2 separate regions of the Homo sapiens genome follow, and region 1 is linked to region 2. A link is an interaction called in ENCODE POLR2A ChIA-PET data of the cell type or tissue named here. Cell type or tissue: GM12878. All regions are shown on one strand. Links, peaks and the distances in the headings refer to the core of each region. The heading gives the core; the rest is flanking DNA. Region 1 overlaps PDIA6 (protein disulfide isomerase family A member 6). Region 2 has its middle 15 kb from the start of LINC01954.

Region 1 (5,378 bases), core at 265-5,264, 64 kb before region 2:
AAAAAGAATAGTGTGGCTGAAATAACATTTAGTCTTGGGAGGGTGAAACCTGAATTCTTTCTTTAGTTGCCTCAGTGGCTCACAGCAGACACTAACAATTTACTTATCTACAAAACAGAATTTGTGGTATCCATTTATTATTGACAGTTTAGGAGACTAAGACTCTCAAATTACAGTCTCCTTTTCCATAGTGTTATGTTAGACCCTTTTCCTACAGTAAAGGGAAGAGAGATTAGAGCAAGAAAATACATGTAGATCTTTATTAAATACAAGTGACTGTAATGAGAAAGACAACAGGGTAGCACAGAACACTATTTTCTATCATTGCCAATGTAGCATAGACCTAAGCAAGCGTTAAGTGATGAGACAAACCTGTGTGACACATATTTCATCTTCAGAATGACTCGGAGGGTATAGGAATCACTGTGTACCATTTATAGATAATTCAGGTACAATGAGGTTGAGAACCTTGCAGGTAGAGCAGGTTCTCAAGCTTGTTAAAGAACAGTAGGTTCTTGTCTACCAGGGGAATGAAGTAGCTAGGAAAAGTCCTTACCTTGGTAATCTTCTGGTCTGTTTTTGTTGGATCCAAAAATCTTAATGGTAGGAAATCCCTGAACACCATACTGACCTCCTAGGGAATGATGCTTATCTGCATCAACTGCACCAACTTTGACAACATCCTGTGGAAATGTAAAAGAAATAACAATTTTTCCTTCCGCTAAAGCAGACTCCACAAGAACTCATTATCTGCTTCACATAGACTCAGAAAAAGGTAATAAAGCACAGGGTGCAGTTTGCAATCAGTCAATAAGGGCTTTAGCCTTGAACACCAGAAGAGAATCTAAATGGAATGATGGGGGAAATCAAAGCCCATGGAGGGAACTCTGCAGCTCACAGAATTGGCAGGGCTGAGAGTAACTGTCATTTATCTGGGAAAAACAATAAACAAAAACAGGCAATGTAAACATTTAAATGTGTATTATCCCCTTGTTCTCAGTATGATTTTGACAACAGAACCAGTATTTTCAACTCTGATATGCAAACTAGCTTCCCATTGAACATTAAACCATCTGCATACTTATTACTTAAACATACACAGGTGAATATGGACATCTTAGAAACTTACTGTAAAAAAAAGTTTTGTAAGCCTTTTGCATTCCTAAGAAACTTACTTTTAATGCAGTTGCTGCTTTCTTCCATTCTGGTGTTAATCTTTGACAGTGACCACACCTTTTGGGGGAAGACAACACAAAGCAACCATTAAAGCCTTTGATTCTCAATTCAAAAAATTCAAAAATTCAATTAAAAAACCCCATCAATGGTCTATTGAATGAGATGCCTGCAAAGAGGACAAGCACAAATAAAACAGGATCAAGGCCGGGCACGGTGTCTCACGCCTGTAATCTCCAGTACTTTGGGAGGCCGAGGAGGGAGGATCACTTGAGGTCAGGAGTTTGAGACCAGCCTGGCTAACATGGTGAAACCCCGTCTCTAATAAAAATACAAAAATTAGCCAGGCGTGGTGGTGCACGCTTGTAATCCTAGCTACTGGGGAGGCTGAGGCACAAGAATCACGTGAACCCAGGAGGCAGAGGTTGCAAGAGCTGAGATCATGCCGCTACACTCCAGCCTGGGCAACAGAGTGAGATTCTGTCTCAAAAAATAAAAATAAAAATAAATAAGTAAAATAGGATCAGCAACCTGGATGAACTCACCATTTTATTACTTACAACAATCACTTTTCATATCATCCTAATAAAAAAGCTTCCAGCCAGGTGCAGTGGCTCACGCCTGACTTTGGGAGGCCAAGGCAGGCAGATCACTTGAACTCAGGAGTTAAGACCAGCCTGGCCAACATGGTGACACCCTGTCTCTACTAAAAATACAAAAATTAGCTGGGCATGGTGGCACACACCTGTAATCTTAGCTATTGGGGAGGCTGAGGGAGGGGAATCGCTTGAACTCGGGAAACGGAGGTTGCAGTGAGCTGAGATCGTGCCACTGCACTCCAGCCCGGGCAACACAGCAAGACTCTGTCCCCCACCCAAAAAAAAAAAAAAAAGCTTCCGAATTACTGCTCAATTAAATCACATTTAAACTCTATAATTTACAACTCTACACCCTCAACAAGCCCTTTAGAATCTATCTGGTCCAATGTGCTTCACTGTGTGGAGCTGAAAGCCTAGGCACGATGCAGATTCTTGGGGTCCACAAACCCAAACTTCCTAGTGGAAGAAGTGCATTTTATTAAGTTCTGCTAGTGATTCTTAAACCTACTGGGGTTTGATAGTCTCTAGTCCAACTTTTTAATTTTATATATGAAGTATCTGGCCCAGATCAACTATGCCTATATCTCAATACTTTCTGGGTCCCGCAAATTGCTTCTGGACTTAGAAACACATGCATAAACCCACGTTAGTGAGCCTAACAAGCCGAAAAGCATGACGTGACACCACAAGATGGCGATGTGAGTGAATGACTGAGGTGGGGGGAGGCAGGGAAAGCGGAAGAGAGTGGGGAGAGGAGGAGAGAAGAGAACACAAGGAAAAACAACCTTAACCTTGCAGGTACTATTATTGGGAAATACAACACAGAAAAGCGCTTTTAAAAAATTACATGTGCGTAAACCTATTAGCCCTTACCACTCATTGAGGTTGTAGGTAGCTATACTGTTTATTTTTATTGCTGTGTAACATTCACTGTATGCAGACACCATAGTTTATCCATTGGTGATTTAATGCATTTTTAAAAACAAAGTAAATTCTCTTCTAATTAGGTCTCTAAGAACCAAATGCACAAATGCTAGGTGCCAGCACCATGATGAAAACACTTATAGATGACTTCATTTAATCAGCATGAAGCTGAGGGCAGGTCCTCTTGTTATTTCATTTTACAGATGATGGAATTGATGTTGAGAAGAAATTTACCCAATATCACAGCCATCCAGTGTCAGAGCTGCCTGACAAGTTTTTGATTCCAAACACTACAATCATACAGGTAGAAGTCGTAATTATTATGTAACTGAGTATTGGGGCCTAAACTCAATCCCAGTATCTGAAGTTAGGGTCTATCGGGGGAATGTCCTGAAATGCTACTTCTACATATTTACATACAGTATGTTTTGTTGTTTAGGTGAGATACTAAAAAATTCAGAAGTCAGATTTTTACAGGGTTTTGTGCCTCTTTAATTTCAGTTTAAGAAAGGAGGACTAAATTCAGAGACTGTCAGAGTTCATCCTCTCTTCTATTTGATCTGCACATACATCATAATGCCACATACATATAAATATGGCATACAGTCTACCCAGGGGTTCTGCAACTGGGGTCCAGACTCCCAAAGGGCTGGTGGATAAAAATTTTGGGAATCCCTTTTAGGAAAAAAAAGAAAAAAAAAAAAAAAGAATAAATCTGAAGCCAAGGTGGCCTTTTAGGAAAAATTTAGGGGAGGGAGTCTATGAATTTGGATGAAAAAAAAGTCTTTATTTTCACTAATCTGTAATCGAAATTTAGAATTTCCTTACGAATGTAAACAACACTCCACAGTCAATTATTGTGACTTTATCATGAATGAAAATCACAGCTGTTTTCATGATCGCCACTATAGTTGCTGCAGGTATCTTCAAACATCATTTATGCCCATCACTATTCAGAATTATTGCAGCTGTCAAGCCTGCTGCTGGATCTTGGTACCGGTTTAGCATCTCTATTCTAAAAACCCACAACCTGAAATGTTCCAAAATCCAAAACTTTCTGAGCGACAACATGACACTCACAGGAAACAGTCACTGGAGCATTTCAGATTTTGTATTCTCAGATTACGGATGCTCTACAGCTAAGTATTATGCAAATCTTCCAAAATCTGACAAAATCCAAAATCAGAAACACTTCTGGTCCCAAGCATTTCAGATAAGAGATGTTCAACCTGTACTTACTGTTCTTGTAAAGTACTACATTAACATCAAAATTTTAATATTTCAATAATCATATTTCCATACTTTAGGTTTTTTTTTGCGATTCTATAAGCTTTATTTAAACGTGAAGGTTTGATTTTGATTTTTTTTTTTAAAGGAGATCTTTTTTTTTTTCTTTTTTTGAGACAGGCTCTCACTGTTGCCCAGGCTGGAGTGCAGTGGCACAATCACAGCTCACTGCAGCTTCTACCTCACAGGCTCAGGTGATCTTCCCACCTCAGCCTCCTGAGTAGCTGGGACCACAAGTACACGGCACCACGTCTGGGTAATTTGTTTCTTTTCTTTTTATTTTCGTAGCGATAGGGTCTTGCCACATTGCCCAAGCTGGCCTCGAACTCTGGTGCTCAAGCAATTTACCCACCGTGGTCTCCCAAATTGCTGAAATTATAATCGTGAGCCATCATGCCTGACCGTAAAAGTTTTATTATAAGAATCCAAGGCCTTCACCAAGATGCTAAAGGAATCCAAGCACAAAAGGAAGTTAAAAAGCACCTGCCTGACCCAGTGCAGTGGCTCACAGCTGTAATCCCAGCACTTTGCGAGGCCGAGACAGGCGAATTGCTTGAGCCCTGGAGTTAGAGACCAGCTTGGACAACATGGTGAAATTCCGTCTCTATAAAAAATACAAAAATTAGCAGGGCGTGGTGGTACATGCCTGTAGTACCAGTGCTGGGGAGGCTGAGGTGGGAGGATTACCTGAGCCTGAGAAATCAAGGCTGTAGTGAGCCGTGATCATGCTGCTGCACTCTAGCCTGGGAGAAAGTGAGACCCTGTCTCTCAAAAAAAGCGCTTGCTCTAATCAGACATTCAGTCACCCAAACACCACAAAGTAAAACTCTGCCAGTGTAATAATGATTAACTAGTGGATCTAGATCCTGCCTTCTCAATTATGCTGTCTTGCAGAGTTTTCTCTTGTATGGTCGCTCTCAGAAACAAGGTAAATTACCTATGCCATATATGATAAGCTTGTAAAAACCACATACAGAGACGTTTAACAATACAACAGTTTGTACAATTACTATTTATGTATTTGCTAGTATAATTGAGCTAATCCACACAGAATTAGCATTTGGACTGAACACATATATACCAGAGCCTTTAAAACAGTAAAGGCATTAGATGGACAGGACGCACAATGTGGCAACATCCACTTTGAAAATAGAGCGTTTTTACCTCCATTTGCTACACTGAGCATGAAGTAAAATGGTCCATGAGGACTGGTGGTTAGTTTCTAAAACTTAGTTTCAAAGAAAAAAGTTAAAGTGAGAAAGGAAAAAGTTTCATCAGGCATACCCTAAAATGTACCCATCAGGTTCTAATATCCCTCACTTAAGCTTACAAAGCCTTGTTCACATGTCAAAGGACTCCTTGGGATTTCAGATAACCACACAGTTCTTCACAGAC
Region 2 (5,378 bases), core at 121-5,120:
GAGATGCCATGCCTGACAAATCACCAGAGAGTGAGCCTTTAGATTTGGAGATAAGAGTGGAATACAGAAAGCCGGGGCACCGGGATCCTGCCTTACCTATGGTTGCCAAGGTTACCAGTGCCTCATGTTTCTTAGTTACCACTCATCCCAAAATAGCCTCCATTGGTGCCAGCCAGCAAACTGCATTCCATATCACAATCATTTTTTTTTACCCTGTTTTGAGGGGAGGAAAAGGAAGTCACTTTACACCCAATAAGGTTATACAAAGCACACACAACTTGTTTCCTCATCTGATCTTTACCGTAGGTGGGTGAAAGATTACAATCTCCATTTTACAGGTGAGAAAACAGACCCGGGCAAGTGACCGGCCAACGTCAGATGACTGGCAGGTATCAGAACTAGAAGGAGCACCCAGACTTTCTGAGGCATCAGTCAGAACCCCTCCTACACTGGGACATTGCCTCTCACCGCTGGCATTTTGTTCCAGCCTGGGAGAGGCTGTGCTGGCCCCACAGTCCTCTATGGCAAGTGGAGGGTGTGGGGCAAAGGGTGTCCCTTGGTAGCTGCCACGGCCACTGCCCTCCACCCTATTCCTTCCCAACAGAACCCCAATTCTCTTCAGTTGTGGGGGGTCTAGATGATGCTTGAGACCTTCTCCTGCCCTAGGGTGTGCAGGTTGATTAGTCATAATGGTAATTCTATGCCTTTTGCTAGTGGTTGTCAAAATGTCGATATGTGACCTAATTCCAGCCAATAGAGGTTGGAGTAAATCTGCAGAGGCCATTACTTCTGGGAAAGATGTTTCTCTGTAAGAAAAGTAATTATCAGGAGGAAATGCCCCCCCCCAACTGGTGTCTTTTTGTGTGATATCAACTATTCGATGGTATGTGGCTGATGATGGTTAAGTGCAAGGATGCAAAGCTCTGGGGCTCAGCTCTGAAAGGTCACCTCCCCATCAAAGCCAGGCCGCCTCCATCCAGCACATCTGCATGGGGCCCCTTGGATTTTGCCTGTGGGCTTGTGCTTGTGGCAGGCCTCTGCTTGCCTGTCTCTCTCTGTATTGTTGGGCTGTGAGCTCTGTTTTCCTGTGTCCCCCTATCCTGTTGGGCTGTGAGCTCTGCCTTCCTGTGTCCCCCTGTCCTGTTGGGCTGTGAGCTCCCTGGTGCTGCACACTTGTCCCTTACTGCCCCTCCCCAGTGCAGTCTTTACATGGTCGGGGGCATGGTGGGGAAGTCCCTGAAAGCAGGGCCGTTTCATGAATTCTTCGTAGTCCCTATGGGAGGTATTCGTACCCCTATTTGTGAGGGACCCTGATGACTCTCTTTAGAAGGTCCTTAGCTTCGGTTCTTATAGTCAAAGAGCAAGTACCGCTCCTCTCAGCATCTTCAGAGACCAGGCTTGTTTTGGAACTCTGTCAACGGAAAGCCTCCATGGTATAGACAACGATCATTGCCACCATTTGGGGGGTTTTGTTAATGTGCTCTAAAAAGGAGGGCCGCCTCATTCTCTCCCTCCACCTTTCCTAAGGGCCTGGTGCATGCTAAGCACTGGGCTCGGAGGGAAAGCTCACTCGATGGGTCTCCCACCCGCAGAGCCCCAAGCCCAGCAGAGCCCACACAGCCAGAGAGAGCCCTGGCGGCCTAGGGCCCGGTGCTGTGGACAGGAGCCCACACTGTGCCATGGGAGAGGAGCGGCCCCTGTGTGTGGGAGGGGACAGAGGGCAGGCAGACGCTGACTGGCTAGTGGAATAGAAAGGACCTCAGACCAGAGGAGGCAAGAAGCAGGTGGGCCCCAGCGTCCCTGTGCAGCCCGTTTGGAAGTTTATGTGGGAAGCTGTGGGAGGATAGAGTGACTGTGGCTCCTGAGGGCCCGGGCCGGGAGAAGATGGGGGTCTCTGTGTGACCTGCAGTGACTGGGAAGACACTGATGGCTTCAGACTGGGGAGTGAGCTGTGCTGCTGGCCGCGGGAGGCAGGTGGCTAAAGGAGAGTGGAGCAGGGAGGCCGGCTGGGAGGTGGCTGCGGTAGGTCCATGAGGGTCCTGAGGGATGCAGGAGGCGCTGCCTGGCGGGGAAGAGGAAGGCAGCTTGAACACACGGGGCCAGTCCTGGCTTGGTCTCCCCCAGTGGATGGACCCAGGTCATGTTATCACTCCTCTCTGGGTTTTTAGTTTCTCAGTGCAAGCAAAACGAAGAGCCACCATGATCTCCCGCCCTGGGCCTCTGCATTCCCGGCTTCTCTTGGCATGAGCTGTGCCTGTAGAAATCGATGCGGGTCATGGTGCTGACTGGATGTGCAGGCCAGAGGGAGGGAGACTCCGGGGTGGCACCCCTGCTTCTGGTCCTTCAGGGTCTGGGAGGGCAGGCTGTGAGCAGGGACGAGGGGGTCAGGTGCAGTCAGCTCTGTGCGGGGAGGTGACAGGCTTGGTGTGACTGCTGACGCTGACATGCTGGCAGGACACCGGGGTTAGGGAGCAGGTGTCCAGCAGGTGGCTGGAAGAGGTCAGGGCTGGAGCCCTGGTGTGGAAGTTCTTCACATGGAAGGGAGAGGATAAGATAGGCAGGGATGAAGTAACTGAGGGAGACGATGTACAGAGAAAAACCAAGAGCAGAAACCTGCAGGTGCTCTCCTTTGGGGATCAGAGAAGCATCAAGAAGAGGATTACGTGCAGGAAAGTGGCAGAGACGTAGTTCAGGAAAGCCTACCAGGAGAGGAGGCGTTTAGAGGGATGATAATGTGGTTCATTATAGACATGAAAATAATCTCACTATCGTCATAATAGGTGTGAGACTCCATTACAAAAAGCATGTATGAAATCCCTTCTGGATTGGGCACCATGGCTTATGTCTGTAATTCCAGCACTTTGGGAGGCCGAGGTGGGAGGATCACTTGAGTCCAGGAATTTGAGACCAACCTGGGCAACATGACACTACCCCATCTCTACAAAAAACCAAAAAATTGGCTGGGTGGGTGTGGTGGTGCGTGTCTATAGTTCCAGCTACTTGGGAGGCTGAGGTGGGAGGATCGCTTGAGCCTGAGAGGTGGTGGTTGCAGTGAGTCAGCTGTGTTAACGACACTGCACTTCAGCCTGGATACAGAGCGAGACCCTGTGTCAAAAAAAAAAAAGAAGAAGTAAAGAAAACACATACACACACCCACACAAACACACACACACACGCGCACACACACACGAAACCCCTTCTGTAAACAAATGAGGATGTGGTCAGTGCCCTTCAGCTCAAGCCACAGACCAGCATCTGAACAACCCTGGGCTCATTGCAACCAGGAAGGGAGCACACTGCGCAAGGCCCTGGGGTGTCTCAGGAGAGGGGTTCAGGAAGGACCTGCTCACTTGGGCTGCATTAGGGGATTTGGAAGAGGTTTTAAGGATGCGGAGCTTTCCTCCTTGGATTGGATTCTATCGGAAAGCAGGGCTAATTCTGTGAATTGTGGTCTTAAATCTTTTCCAGAAGGAGAGAGGAATGAAGTGAAGCTAGAGCTGTTCTTGGTGAATAAACTGCAGTCCCTCATAGTAGCCAGGCCAGGGAGTGTTTGAAACAGCAGGAGGGACGCCTGAACTCTTAGGGGAAGAAAGCAGGAGATAGTGGGTGCGGTGACGGGAGGGAGTGGAGGATGGCCTTTCTGTAGGGAAGGAGGGGGCTGGCTTGGGAGGAGCAGAGAAGTTAGGACGATCCTTCTGTGACCCACACAGACAAAGAGCTCCCGGTCATGGCTTTTTGATATAAAATCTCAGCCGCTGAGCTCGCTAGCATTTAGGACTCAGGAGCGCACACGGCTGCGGTTGCTTGTTTTTCCAGCCGTCTCTTCATTTCTTTGCTTGATTCCCAAGCATGTGTCAGAGTTAATGGAGCGGTTCTATTATTAAACCACTTAGAAATTTAAAAGGCAATGTACTCAGGTTTGAATGGGACCATTAGTTATTGGGAAAACAACATTTGTAAGAGAATTCCTTATAAAGCTCAATGTTACCCCTTGGAACCACATCCCTGAAAAAAACAGGATCACCTCCAGAGCTTAGAAACCGGCTACTCTGTGCATTTGGTAAAAAGCAAAGGCATCTCTATTTCCAGTGGAGTGCTTCACGAAACACTTCAAAATATAGATCTGAAACTCGCTTTCTGGTTTAGTGTCTACCGAGAAGGTGAGATTCAGTTTTCACTTTTGAAGAAGTGTGCAATGCTGCTGAAAGCCACAAGGGCTTCCTTTGGCAGAACCTACACCTGCTAAGATGCCAGGGCGCCATGCGCCGTTCTGTTCTTTACTGAGAGTCATCAAATGTATTTTAAACTATATTTTTGTTGATGGAGGCATGGTGGCTTTAGGATATGGTGAAGATGTGGAAGGGGCCGGGGTGGGGGACTGTCAGCTGGGCAGTCTGGAGAGAGTCCTAGGAGGTCTTGTGGCATTATCTGTGCCCCAGTTCTATTTCCTGCTGGCTAGCAGACACAGAGCAGCCTCGACCTTGGCATTAACCCATGTTTGCGTGGCTCAGCAATTTACAAGTCTCATCCATAGGCATTACTTCACCCATTTCAGATCTCTCTCGGAAACAGGTGCAAATAGTTTCCTTCAAAGGGCACACATTGCTCACACAGTCAGAGTCAAGGCGAATTTGAATTGTACCCACGAATTTGAATTGTACCCAGTTCCAAATTTGTCTGGCCTCTATGTGCCAAGTTAGACATATGTATGTGTGCATAAATGAGGTGTCTGGCACGGGACCTAGAGGCAACTGGGAAGGGTGAAAAGCTAGATTTGGAGCTATGAAGACCTGAGTTCAGGTCTTGGCTTGGTCTCTTATTAGTTACTTGACGTTGGGCAAGTTATTTGCCCCTCTGAGGGTAAATTTACCTCTTCTACAAGATGGAGCTGGTTACAGTACCTTCTTCTCAGAGGGATTTCGAGGCACATATGAGACATGGAATGTGGAAGCATCTTATAAATGATGAAGCACCCTGCATTGGAGATCACCGGCAAACTCAGCGTGTCTCACGGAGGGTGTGATCAGAACGCTGGAAGACCTTGGAGTCCTATCGTGTGTGATGGTGAAAAAACCAGCATGGCTTAGCCCCAGAGACAAGTTCATCCCTCACTGCCAGTTTCTGGCAGGTCGACACGGTGTAGAGGAGCTATGACAAAGCGAGTGGGTCCCTGGGGGACTTCTGCTGAGTCACCTCTGAGTCTCAGTGCCCAGCCCGGTGCCCAGCACATGATGGGGAAGTAGAATCTAATCGAACAGTGACCACTAGGAACCACAGGTGCACTTCTTCTCTCCTTTGTTCCTCCCTCTTCCCTCTCCTCCTCCTGTTTATTTTTGTGTTAGTTCTCTCTGGCTGATGTTCAAATAGCTCTAATTATT

Evidence for each region. Peaks named below come from ENCODE experiments on the same cell type or tissue, not always from the same donor. Only the 100,000 strongest peaks of a DNase experiment are listed, where the experiment ranks them.
Region 1: POLR2A ChIA-PET joins it to region 2 with 5 read pairs; 2 of 35 experiments call an interaction of 5 or more read pairs at or near these places.

The regions. Positions count from the first base shown.
Region 1 is chr2:10,796,525-10,801,902 of GRCh38, forward strand. PDIA6 (protein disulfide isomerase family A member 6) reads right to left here. Exons shown (of 13, transcript NM_005742.4): 3 at 1,176-1,233; 4 at 557-683. Among named protein-coding and RNA genes, the nearest start is that of PDIA6, 14 kb to the right of the region's middle. In GM12878, for the core only: no CTCF peak of the experiment used is centred there; no DNase peak of the experiment used is centred there.
Region 2 is chr2:10,860,864-10,866,241 of GRCh38, forward strand. No RefSeq gene overlaps it. Among named protein-coding and RNA genes, the nearest start is that of LINC01954, 15 kb to the right of the region's middle. RefSeq lists enhancers at 524-1,025, 1,026-1,527 and silencers at 3,020-3,069, 4,100-4,269. In GM12878, for the core only: a CTCF peak has its summit at 4,205; DNase peaks (open chromatin) are centred at 3,178 and 4,168; H3K4me3 peaks cover 831 bases; H3K27me3 peaks cover 187 bases.